Regions from separate parts of the Mus musculus genome. Here region 2 is linked to region 1. Evidence: chromatin loops called from intact Hi-C (ENCODE). Cell type or tissue: heart. All regions are shown on one strand. Links, peaks and the distances in the headings refer to the core of each region. The heading gives the core; the rest is flanking DNA.

Region 1 (6,186 bases), core at 1,993-4,492:
AGGCTCAGGTCCCACTGTTGGAACAGAGCTGACCCAGGCTCTTTAGAAAGAAGAGCCAGTTTAGACAAAGGAGAGCCTGTCCCTGAGCTGGGACTGGTTACACAGGCCTGGGCAGGCTGAGGAAGGAGGATGGAGAGTTCAAGACTGGTCTGAATTACAGAAGGAATTCCCGCTAGCCTGGCAATGTAGTGAAACCCTGTTTCAAAACAATACAAGCTAATTTTAAAAATGTTTTTAACATAGTCCTTTTTAGGAGCCTGTGTCATGGAGTGAGGTATGGGGACGGACTGCCCTGGATCAGGCCAGGGGCTCCTCAGAACCCCTTCCTTCCATCCTTGCTGCCGGCCTCCCTTCCTGCCCCTTTCCTCTCATAATTCCAGGTGGCTACCGTGTTTCTTCTGTTTTTCCAAAGCTGAAGGATTATAGGCATACCTGGCTTGGCCTGCTTTATTTTCATTGGTCAGTAACCTTAATTTTTTTAAAAATGGTTTCATATGTGTGAATCACCTGCATGCTATGTCTGTGTACCACCTGTGTGCAGTGCTGTGGAGGACAGAGAAAGATGTCATACCCCTGCAACTGGAGTTATCATGGGGTGAGCCACATGGGTTCTCTTAGAAGAGCAACAAGTGCTCTTAACACCGAGGTATCTCTCTCTCTGCTAGTCTAGGCTTTTTTCCTCCTTTGTTTCTTCCTTCCTTTCCTCCTTTTTTTCTTTTTGAGACAGTGTCAGTGTCTTAGTACATAGCCCAGGCTGGCCTAAAATTCACAACAATCTGCCTGCCTCTGCTTCCTGAGTGCTAGGACTAAAGGTGTGCGCCATCATGTCCATCTGACTAGGTGTGTGCCATCATGTCCATCTGACTAGGCTATTTTTTGGCTTAGGGTTTTGTTGCACGTGTGCATGTGTATGTGCACGCGCCCTTGTTTTTGCAGGGCCATGCAGAATCCAGAGAACATCAGGTGTTCCTTTCCACCACTTTCTGACTTGTCCCCTTGGGATGGCATCTCTTACTGAACCTGGATGTTCACTGAGGCTTTTCTGCAAGGCTGGCAGCTCAGTAAGCCCCAGCAATCCTGTCGTCATAACGACCCAATGTGTGGTTACAGGTGTGCACGGCTGTGCTGGCCTTTTCGCTTGGGTGCTGAGGATCTGAACTTGGGTCCTCATGGTCACTCAGCAAGTGTTCTTTCCTACAGAGCCAGCTCCACAAGCTCTGTTCTGAGTTTCTAAAGGAACCTCCGTGCTGGTTTCCATAGTCCCTGCTCCAGTTTACCCCGCATCTGTGGTGTTTCCGGCTTTCTCTTCTCACATCCTCTCCAGCATTTGCTGCCATTTCATTCCTTCATGACTCAGCAAAGATTACTAAACGATGCACATAAAAAGCTCAAAACATCATCCCGCGGCATGCTACCTCTAACATCGTTAATGGCTATCTAGGATGAGCCAGCCCCTGTCATCCATTATAGACGCATGCTTCCTATACATTATCTCACTTGGCTTTCACAACAGCCCATAAGGCAGACGTTCCCTTCTCTTTGAGAGAGAAGGAGAGAGGAGATGAGTTAGTTAACGCGGAGCCCATGTGTTCACTGTGACATGCAGTATATGGTCATCTGGTCTCTGGAAGGACAGACTCCGATGCTCCATTTCCTAGAACCTCTAAGTGTGCTGAAGTACTATGCCAGATGGTTCCATCCTGAGAGTCCCTGCCCCTAAATGTCACCCTAGCCTGGCACTACAGGATATTTGGGAAGAAGAGAGCCAAACTACGGAGCCATGGGGCCGTTGCCCTCCAGGATGGCAGGAGGGAGGGCAGCTTGGAAAGAGAGAAGCAATCAGGAGGGTGTATACCCAAAGCTGTGACCCCGCGGAAAAGAAGCCCGGGATCAGGAGATTGGTTCCAGGAACATTACATAGAGACCAGAGAGAAGTGGGTGATTTTAATCCCACGCAGCTGCTGGAAATTAATTTAATTGTCCTGGTGCTGGCTCTTCTCTCTTCCAACCCATTTCATCCAGAGCCTGATGGAGTGGTGCTGCGGCTGACAGGCAGCTCGGAGTGCCATGTAGTCTTGGGTCTGCCGCTCCACACCAGACTTCGTCCCTGTGGCTGCTGCCAGGGAAGATGGGGAAAGATGCCATGGGGCATGAGTGCATGTGTGTGCGCCTGTGTGTGTGCGCGCACACACACACACACACACACACACACACACACGCACACACACACACACACTCAAGCATGAGGCCAGCCATCAACCTCGGTCGGGGGCTGTCTTCTTCTGGAGAGGCCCACCATGTTTGTTTGTTTTTGAGTCAGAGTTTCTCATTGGTCAGGAAGTCACTAAACTAGGCTGGCTAGCCAGTGAGATCAAGGGTCCCCCCACCCCCACACCCCACCCTCCACTTTGTGGTAGCAAACCTTTGTAACCATGATTTTTGAGTTGTGTAGATCTGGGTTCTGGGCCTTGAGCTTGGATCATCATGCTTGCACAACAAGCATTTTACTGAACAAGCAACACCGCTGGCTCTTCTCCTCCCTCCCCCCACCCCCAATCCAGACTTTTCTCTTGAGATGGGACCAGGGTGAAAGACTGAGAAGAACTTCACAAAGGCAAAGAGTATCAACCATGTAACAAGGGAAGACAACGGCAAACCACCTTTTCTAGTGTTTGTTTTATATTATATTTTGAAACAAGATCTCACTGCCTGGAAGGCACGAACTCTGGTGTTCAGACATTCCCCTCAGGGACACACTAATTCAAGGCCACGTGGCTGTATGCAGGTGGTGACGTTGCAACTCACCTCCGGGAGGTTTTGACCTAACTCCGAATAAAACACCTGGATTGTGGCAGTTTTCAAGACTCCCAGGTAATTCTGAAGTGCTCACCAAAACTGAGAACCACGGAGGAAGGGGAACCTGCTTGACCACCTGTTGTCCTGTTCACTTCTACCTTCTGGCCACTAGAGGTCGCCAGGGCCTGGCAGAAGGGGTAGCAGGTGGCCTTGCAGAAAATTACTGACTCCCTAGAGCTAACCAGACAGCTCCTGAGTCTGGCCTCCAGCAGGAGCAGGTCAGGCTCCTCTTTGGCCGGAGGGGAGCTGGGGGCACCGCAAGGGGGCGAATGTGGCCTAGTAGACAGGATTAAAGCCTCTGAGATAGAGAAAATAAAAGCTTTCCCAATTAATACCTCATGGTCCTGACCTCCTCTCTGCACCACACCAGGTTTCTGAGACCAGGTTGTTCCGGGGACTCTGCACAGGTTAGTCAACAGGGCAATGAGTCTGCATGTAGAGGCACCCAGAGGGAGCCCAGTAAACAGAGAGGAGGGTACCCGTAGGAAAAGACAGCGTTTGCACTTCAAAGGCTGTTTATTTTGACTCACTGCTGTTTTGTTGGAGGAGAGCAGCACAGAAACTTCCTCTGCCCTGGACTCAGAGGTGACACCCCGGATCTCACTGAATCCAGACTCAGATGGGCTGGGAGAACAGGCCGGAAGCAGAGTCTTCCTTCACCAGATATCCAGAGCAGGGAGAAAAGAGGCCTCCACATCTGCCGGCTTAGGAGAGAGGATGGAAAATGTTTGACCTCAGAATTCAGACCTGGGAAGGCCCCTGCTCACTCCTGGCCCCTCTTCTGCAGCATCGTTTCTCGAGGGCCTGACTGGCCTTTGCATATACATGCACTGGCTGGTGCCTTTCTGTGTAGCCCACGGGGCCCTAAACCTCAAGGCTGCTTCATTGTAGACTAGGTTACTGGGCAGAAAACATTTGATCAAACAAAAATATTTGATGTTGTCAATCTCATTACAGCTCTAGCTCGCATGATATTTAAAATGAACCCAAAAAAGAATTTTCTAGGCCTTTCACTATCTAGTCCTCCCACATCCTATCCTTATTCTGAAAGATTTGGGGGAAATTTGAGTCCCTTTCTTTTTATCACAAAACAGTAGCAATCTATAAAGTGTGTGTGTGTGTGTGTGTGTGTGTGTGTGTGTGTGTTGGTGAGAGGGATCACGAAGGAATGTATCCACCTGCTGTTGGCTTCCCTGTAAAACAGAGATAGTATTTTTGGCCCTGCCAAACTCCCAAAGCAGATGTGAGGCAGATGTGGGATCAGAGTGGGGCTCTTCAGGTCCTCTTGTTTTTGTTTGTTTCCAGTGCTGAGGATTGAGTCCAAGACCTCATACTTGCCAAGCAAGCACTCTTCCACTGAGTCTCAGCCCTTGTTTCTTGAGTGGCGTTGTACTGTGTGTGTCTCTGTGTGTGTGTGTGTGTGTGTGTGTGTGTGTGTGTGTGTGTGTTTAAATGGCATCAGGAGGGGCTGGAGAGATAACGCAGCAGTTAAGAGCACTGATTGTTCTTCCAAAGGTCCTGAGTTCAATTCCCAGCAACCACATGGTAGCTCGCTACTATCTGTAATGGGATCCGATGTCCTCTCCTGGTGTGTCTGAAGACAGGGACAGTAAAAGCAAATAAATCTAAAATAATGAAAATAAATAAATAAAAATAAAAAAGACTTAGGCATCCCTAAGTTTGTGTTTTGTTTTGTTTTTAAAGTGGCACGGGGAATCAAGCCTAAGGTTTTCCACGTTAGGCGAGAATTATGCCGCCAGTCTATGGCCTCTGCGCCTGCCCATAGTTTTTTGTTTTGTTTTGGTAGGTTGTTTGGTAGGTTGTTTTTAGTGTTTTGTTTTGTTTTTGAGGCAGAATCTGCCCTGCCTAGCCTTGAGTTCATGATCTGCCCGCTTTGGTCTCCTAAAAGCTGAGATTCTAGACCTCCTGGATTCTGAGCCTTCTGCTGGGGGTGCTAAGCCCACCCAGGAAAGCTCTACCCTTCCAATACTCCCCAAGGCCCCCATCCCTCTAATACCTAGTCAGTCACACTGGTGAGTAGGCTTCAGCCTCATGCACTGTGGACACAAACATTTGTTTTATAGCAAATGCCCGCTTTACCGTATACCCAGTAGTTGGTCAATCTTTCAGCATCTGCCACACAGGTCCAAGGCTCTGGGTGAGATTCCTAACACCGTATAAAACAGCTGTGGTGGAGTAAGCTCCTGATCCCAGTACTGGGGAGATAGAGGCAGGAGAACCAGAAATTTAAGGTCATCCTCAGCTACATAGAAAGTTCAATACCAGCGTGGGCTGCAGGCAACCCCATAGGAGGGAGAAGGGGGTGGGGGGTGAGGGAGAAGGGAAATGGTAGGGGGAGAGGGTAGGGGGAGGAAGGAAGGAAAAGTCAGAGAATAGTTACTCTGTCGTTGGTGAAGCTGCTCCTGAACCAACACACACATAAACTTTCCTTCCAGGAACGAAGACTAGAACTCCCAGGGGACACCAGACCCAAATGTCAGCCTGACTTTGACTTCACTGTCAAGATCACAGAAGGAAAGCAGAAAAGTCAAATGCAAGCGAGGAAGGAAAATAAATGGCTGGCAACTTAGACAAAAAGCAACGTGGCACAGTGCCACCCCAAAGACTACCTAATGTGTAACACCTGCAAGCCAGTTACAACACCCTGTCCCTGGGGGCTTGGCCAGGATGCCAAGAGTGGAGAACTGAGTCCTGCGCCTCAGGCAGCCGGGGAAGCCCGGGGCACTTGAAGACTTGGTTTCATCTCATGAACCCTAGCTAGGACTCACATTGTCACAGGACAATATAAAGTGGCGAGTCCAAAGGCTGAGTCACACTTTGCTGGATTATAAGGTCAACACTGCAGGCCATTGCTGGAGACCAACCCCACCCCTTCATGTGCAGGGAAAGTGGAGAACAGCCCTAAAAGGCCCTAGTTAATGACTTGTTAGGATTGTAGCCCTGTGTCTAACATTGCTATCTAGACCTGACTACTCCATTGGACTTTAATGGTGGCTGGGAATTGTCTAAGGTTTGCTCCAATTTTCGAGACCAGTTATGAAAAGGAAGGGGTAGAGAGCTGTGGTGTCTTGAATGGGAAATGTCCCCCATAGGCCTGGATATTTGAACTCTTGGTTTCAGAGGTTAAGGAAATGTTAGACAGGGAGCGCCTCACCTGGGACGGGCTTTGAGCACTTAGAGCAGTGGTTCTCAACCTTCCTGGTACTGTGACCCTGTAACACAGTTCCCTATGTTGTGGTGAGCCCTAACCATAAAATTATTTCTTTGCTACTTCATAGCTGTAACTTTGCTATTGTTATGAATCATAAT
Region 2 (6,186 bases), core at 2,019-4,518, 380 kb after region 1:
CTATCAAAGAAAAAGTTCCAAATACAAAATAATGTGCCCAAATTTTAGAACTTCAAACCACATTAGATTCACCAGTCTCTGCTTTCTGAGTTTGCATACAACTTGAGCAGCTGCCTCAAGCTCCTGACACCAGGACCTCCCTGCCAGGAAGGGCTGTATTATTTACTGAACTGTGGGCTGACATAACCTGGCTCTCCAACAACCTCTCCAAAACCCTTAAAAGCAAACAAACACATGAACCCCTACTTTAATATGTTGAGTATTTCCTGTGTCCTGTATAATGAGCATTAACTAACTTTGCCAAAACTACTCTTATTAAGGTCAACATTTAATTGGGGCTGGTTTACTGGTTCAGAGGTTCAGTCCATTATCATCAAGATGGGAACAGGCATGGCGCAGGCAGAGCTGAGAGTTCTACATCTTCATCCAAAAGCTGCTAGTGGAAGACTGACTTCCAGGCAACTAGGGTGAGGATCTTAAGCCCACACCCACAGTGACACACCTATTCCAACCAGGTCACACCTCCAAATGGTGCCACTCCCTGGTCCAAGAATATACAAACCATCACACTTGGTAAGTTGGTAGGATCTTTAGCATTTGTGTTGGTTTCCCATTAGAGTAACAAATCACCAAAGACAATCAACCAGTGGTGAAGAACGACTTCTTTTAGGCACTTGGGTTTTAGAGGTTTAAGTCTATGGTCAGGCGGAGTCACTGCTGTTGGGCCTGTGGTAGGGTGGTGCATATTGGCAGGGAGTATGCAATGGAGCCAAGCTCTACAGACTCGATGGCTGCGACGAAACAGGGCAGGAGGGAGGGAGGAGTGGAGGATCACAGTCCCCCTTCAAGAGCATGCATCTAATGACTGGAAGACCTGTCACGAGGCCCTACCTTTCAAAGTTTTCACAAGCTGTCAACACGATGATGGGGCCAATCCTTACAACACTCTGGCCTTTGACGGACTTCCAGATCCAAATCCCAAAGCTTCATGGTAGAGTGCTCTGTACAAGCTAAGTACTTGGTATGTGTTTGTAAACTGAGTTGACATAAATGCAGTTCAGATTTCATAAAAACCTCAGTGGCCACATATACAGATGTGCTCTGAGGATACTTTCTTTTTTTTTTAAAGGCTTATTTTATTTAATAATGGATGTGGGGGAAATATTAATTTAAAAAAATTCTAGAGCCAAACATGTTATATCATAACTAATCCCTAAACTTGGAAGGTAGGAAGACTGTCACGGGTTTGAGGTCAGCCTGCACTGCATGAGTGAGACCCTGTTTCAAACAACCAAATATAAACCAGACGGAAACCAAAACTGTTTCTGTAGCAGAAAACAGAGACAGTGGGTACAACTTATAGGTCATGACTCCTCCTCCCCAGGAAAGGACGTGTCTCAGCTAAAGTCACAATATTCTAGCCTTTGTCACACAGCTGCTTTCTGCAAGTCTAAAATGGTCATAGATATGGTGGGAAGACATTAGCACACTTACTCACACTCTTTGTTTTGGCAAAACTGTGCATAAATCTATATCTAGTTTCTTTTACCATTTTCTGTTTTGCAATTTCTTTAGAATTTAGGGAAAATAACTGTTTTATTTATGGTAAGAACACTAAATCTGTACTTATCATTGTAACAGAACACATTACCTTAGCTGAATAAACGTGAAAGGTTCTAAAACTCCCACACATAGTTTCTGTTTATTTTTGAGATAGGGTTCCCTGTGGCTATTTACATAGCTATAATTTTTCATTGTTAAATGTAACCATTCATTGTTAAAAAAAAATCATGGGTGTGGTTTTTCAGGATATAAATTGTTAAATACCACCACCAAAGGTGTAATAAAAAAAAGATCTCTATTTGTGCAGTGTGTATGTGTGTGTACGTGTGTGTATGTGTGTTTACTGGTGCCCACTAAGGTTTGAAGAGGGCAACACAATCCCTCGGAGCTGAAGTTCAATCCCCTGCAAGAGCAGCAAGTACTCTTACTTAACCTTTGAGCCATCTCTCCAGCCTAAGGATGTTATCCTTTCAAAATGTAAAGAAGTAATACTGAGAATAAGCCCAGCGGATTCAAATTCCTATATAGCCAGGTGTGGTGTTGCACACTTTTAATCCTAGTACTTGGGAGGCAGAATTCCAGGCCAGCTTGGGTTCTGTAGTGTGTCTCTTTGTCTTAAAAAAAAAGTTTCAATGCTACAATAGAGTTCTCCTTCCTATGAGTAGGGCCACAAATGATTACAAACTTAACAGTATGTTCTACTAGGTAATGCCGTTATAATATACATACCCATTCTGCAGTAAAATTGAACATGTAATTTGACACCCGTTTCCATGATTTTTTCCGTTTCTCTGGCCAAGCTTGGCAGGTCACCGGTGGAGTAGCTGAAATCCACTTGTAGGTTGCAGCATCCTTAAAGCTTTGATTAGGCAACAATGTTTGTCTCACAAAACCAGCTCACCGGGTAGGAATAACTATGCCACCAACCACAAGCTCTGTAATTACTGGCAACACAGCTTTCAGAAAAAGACACAGAGTATGTGATTCAAGACTGAGCACGTTTGTGACAAAATTGCCCTTTGCAGAGGCGTTTGCTACTGAGCTAAAATATAAGATCTCCGCAGAGGCCCCTTCGAGCGTAGGTGATGAAAACCGTATCTATTGTGGGAGATTAAGGACCCGTCTATTAAAACCAGAGCGATCGGCAAAGGCAGAGCGCAGGACAGAGCAGGCAGAGCTATTCCAACTCTCTTTAGTGGGCTGCAAAAGGTAGAATAGTATACGATCTAACAACCGAAACACAGCCTACACGTCCTGGCATCCTAGAAAACGAGACAAGGCTTCTGCCAATAATGGGAAAGGAACATTTATGGAACACCTGATATGTGCGAAGTCATCTTTCAGAAAAGAGACCATTTAAGGACTCCTAAACGGTGATGGCGGAATTGGCCTTGTAGCTCAAAAGAGCACGTCACTCGGATTCCAAGTAAATAAGAAATATACTCAATACGCGGAAGGGAGGGGCAGGTAAAAAAAAAAAAAAAAAGAAAAACTGAGGGAGGTAGCAGTAAGGAAAAGGTAGATTTAAAACAATTCTTAAACATATAACCATATTTTTCAAAGTAAAGCCTCTTCAACTTCGCAGCTTAGAACTAATAAAAACTCAGGAATGATATCTCCTGGAAACAGACAAACTTTAGCGGTGAAATACTAGCAAGTCCCTTAACATCCGAAAACACGTGGCGGGGGAGGGGAGCAGGAGGCTGGACCAAGGACTCCTACTCCCATCAGCCCTTTCGGCAGCCGAGAGTAGCTGTGGAGGGCGAGCCGACGCCTCGCATGCCGGGGCTTGTAGTCTTCTCCCGGCACCTCCCCGTGGGTTTGCGACGTTTAGCGACTGTGGCGCCTGCGCGCGCTGGGCCGGCGGGGCTGGGGCCGTGGCGGCTCGTGCCGGGTGATGCTAGGCGTATCCCTGGGCGCCAGGCTGTTGCGGGGCGTGGGTGGCAGGCGCGGGCAGTTCGGGGCGCGAGGTGTCAGCGAAGGTAGCGCAGCCATGGCGGCAGGGGAGAGCATGGCTCAGCGAATGGTCTGGGTGGACCTGGAGGTGAGAGTGCGGCCGGGGCGAGGAGGGTGCGGGGAGGCGAGCGCAGATTCGCGCGTGGGACCGAGGGACTCCCCTGTCCCGGGAAGCAGCAGGGATCTGGGTGTCAGGTGCGACAGGTGAGCACGGCCCCAGGAGCCCCGAGTCAAGAGTTTTTGCGGGGTCTGGGACTGTCCCTGGACTGTGGGGTTTCTTTCCATCTGGGTGGAGCCGTCCATGTGTCTCCCCTCTCCCTAGCCTCGACCTCCACCCAGAAGTGAATTTGTGTTACGCGTTAGTGACTCTGAGGATCGTGGGTGAGAGTTGGGGCAGCGACTCTGAGCCCTGCTCCGTCCCCACCTCCTAGCCTTAAAAGACTAGGTTGCTTAAGCTAGGACTCAGGAGATGACTCAGCCTTACCCCTCATTCCATAAAAGAGAAAATTGAGGCCCCATTGGAAGATTCAGGTTACCCATTTTAGTTTTAACGCATTCATACCTAGGCCTCTCTTGAACTCCAGTTTTCTGCTTACGAACTGAGTTCATTTGTTAACTTTTTTTGTTGTTGTTGTTGTTGGGAAAACTTCGGAAACCATTGTAAACCTCCGAGAGGTAACGTTCGTGAGCTCACTTTTCTGTAGTCAAGTTTTCATCCTGCTTATTTTGAGTCTGTTCCCAGGACAAATGTGTTTGACAGTAGCTGGCCCGCCCGCAGGAAGTGCCTTTAGCAGTCTCTGAGCACTCAGAACTTAATACCCTGAGTACTGCCCAGACCATTACTGGTCATAGAATGTGAGCTGGGTCCACACAAAGGAATCTCTGTCAAGTAAACTTGGGCAGCACGCCTTTAATCCTAGCACTTGGGAGGCAGAGGCAGGTGGATTTCTGAGTTCGAGGCCAGCCTGGTCTACAGAGTGAGTTCCAGGACAGCCAGGGCTACACAGAGAAACCCTGTCTCAAAAAAATAAAACAAAAACAAAACAAAACAAAAGGTGGTTTCATGTGTTTGTTATATGCTTGTTTATTTATGTTTTACAGATGACAGGATTGGATATTGAGAAGGATCAGATTATTGAGATGGCCTGCCTGATAACTGACTCTGATCTTAACATTTTGGCTGAAGTAGGTGATGCCGTGTAAATACATTCATACCACTTAAAGGGCATTGGGGATCTAAAGGTGCCTTCATCTGATCTCACTGAAAAACGTAGCAGATTGAGGTCTGTGTAGATTAAGGCCCAGTGCTATATTACTAGGACAATGTAATATAATATGTTAGAGTTGGTATTGGAACCAACATAATCCACTTCATAACCGGATTAAGTTTTCAGTTGAAATTGACAGAACTCCCCCTCCCCCAAGGCTACAACAGTTCTGCAGGGTTTACACGTGTATTCTTAGTCCTCATGATGATAAGATAGGCTCTGTTAATGATGTTCATTGTCCACCGGAAGATATTGGGTTACAAGAGATTTGGGGGACTTGCTCAAGAGCATTTGGCTAGGTATTGGGGAAGCTGGTTAAACTACTCTCTAAACACAGGCAGTCTCAAGTGTTCCCACCAGTATCCAGCCAGCTGGGTCCTCATCAAGCTTGGTGTCCCCCGACAGAGTTTCCCATCTCTATGTCCTACCTTCGGCTTTAATTCCATATATAGTCCCCCTTATACCACTCCATCAGGGGTTGGTTCCAGGATTCCTCTGTAGATACCTAAATCTCATTCCCCTGTATCCTGGAAGGAGATGCAGTATTTCTCATGTACTTTGAATCACCTCTAGATTGCCTGGTGTCATTCTTGTGCTCCCAATAGAATACCTGATACGACGTTGGTGCGTGTAAGTAGTGTTTAAAGTAGTGTTTACACCATGTTGGTTAGGGAATGTTAAGGAAAAAAAAAGTATCCGTATGCGTTCCTTACAGACCAATGACGTTTCCGTCTGAACTGGGTGACTCCTCCCAGATGACACCCATTGTCCCAGGTGGCCGTTGCCTTCTCAGCTAGACTGTGTGGTTCTTGCACCTCTGTGTTAGGGTTTTAGAACATCTATAGACACACTTTTAGAATGTGTGCTCACGGTGATTTTTATCACTCTGTTAAATGCTGCCTTTAACTGAAACCTTTAGCAGAACAAATAGAATAGACCTGTTGGCACTTGCGTTTAAGCACCCGTGAAGCGTTTTAAAAGATGAAATCCCTGACCTTGATACCATCCTCAATATTCGAAGTCATTAAAGAACAAAATAGGCCAGGCTTAGTGGCAGGAGTCTTTAATCCCAGCACTTGGGAGGCAGTGGCAGGTGGATCTCTGTGAGTCTGAGACCAGCGAGGTCTATATGACTAGTTCCTGGGCACTCAGGGCTACCTAGTGGGGGTGGAGAGATGGCTCAGCAGTTCAAGCATGTACTACTCATTCATGAAGACAAGAGTCTGTGTCCTAATACCCAGGTCTCACGAGCCCCTGAATCTCCACCTCTAAAGGACCTGACCGGACCAGACACATGCATACGCATAGAAATCAAATGAAACAACAAAACCTGTAGACATGGAGCACGTATGCCCGCGGAAAGAAGAGTCTAGTTAATAAATTAGGTTTTCAGAGCGCA

Evidence for each region. A loop is a pair of places that touch in the nucleus more often than their neighbours do. Peaks named below come from ENCODE experiments on the same cell type or tissue, not always from the same donor. Only the 100,000 strongest peaks of a DNase experiment are listed, where the experiment ranks them.
Region 2: it touches region 1 in a loop (2.0-fold over the local background); 3 of 42 quality-filtered maps call a loop at or near these places.

The regions. Positions count from the first base shown.
Region 1 is chr9:48,857,461-48,863,646 of GRCm38, reverse strand. No RefSeq gene overlaps it. Among named protein-coding and RNA genes, the nearest start is that of Zbtb16, 24 kb to the right of the region's middle. In heart, for the core only: a CTCF peak has its summit at 2,966 (motif pointing right); a DNase peak (open chromatin) is centred at 3,006; H3K27me3 peaks cover 574 bases.
Region 2 is chr9:48,477,828-48,484,013 of GRCm38, reverse strand. It overlaps Rexo2 (RNA exonuclease 2), which reads left to right and starts at 3,403. Exons shown (of 7, transcript NM_024233.4): 1 at 3,403-3,607; 2 at 4,621-4,704. The coding sequence starts at 3,461. In heart, for the core only: no CTCF peak of the experiment used is centred there; a DNase peak (open chromatin) is centred at 3,353; H3K4me3 peaks cover 2,118 bases; H3K27ac peaks cover 1,790 bases.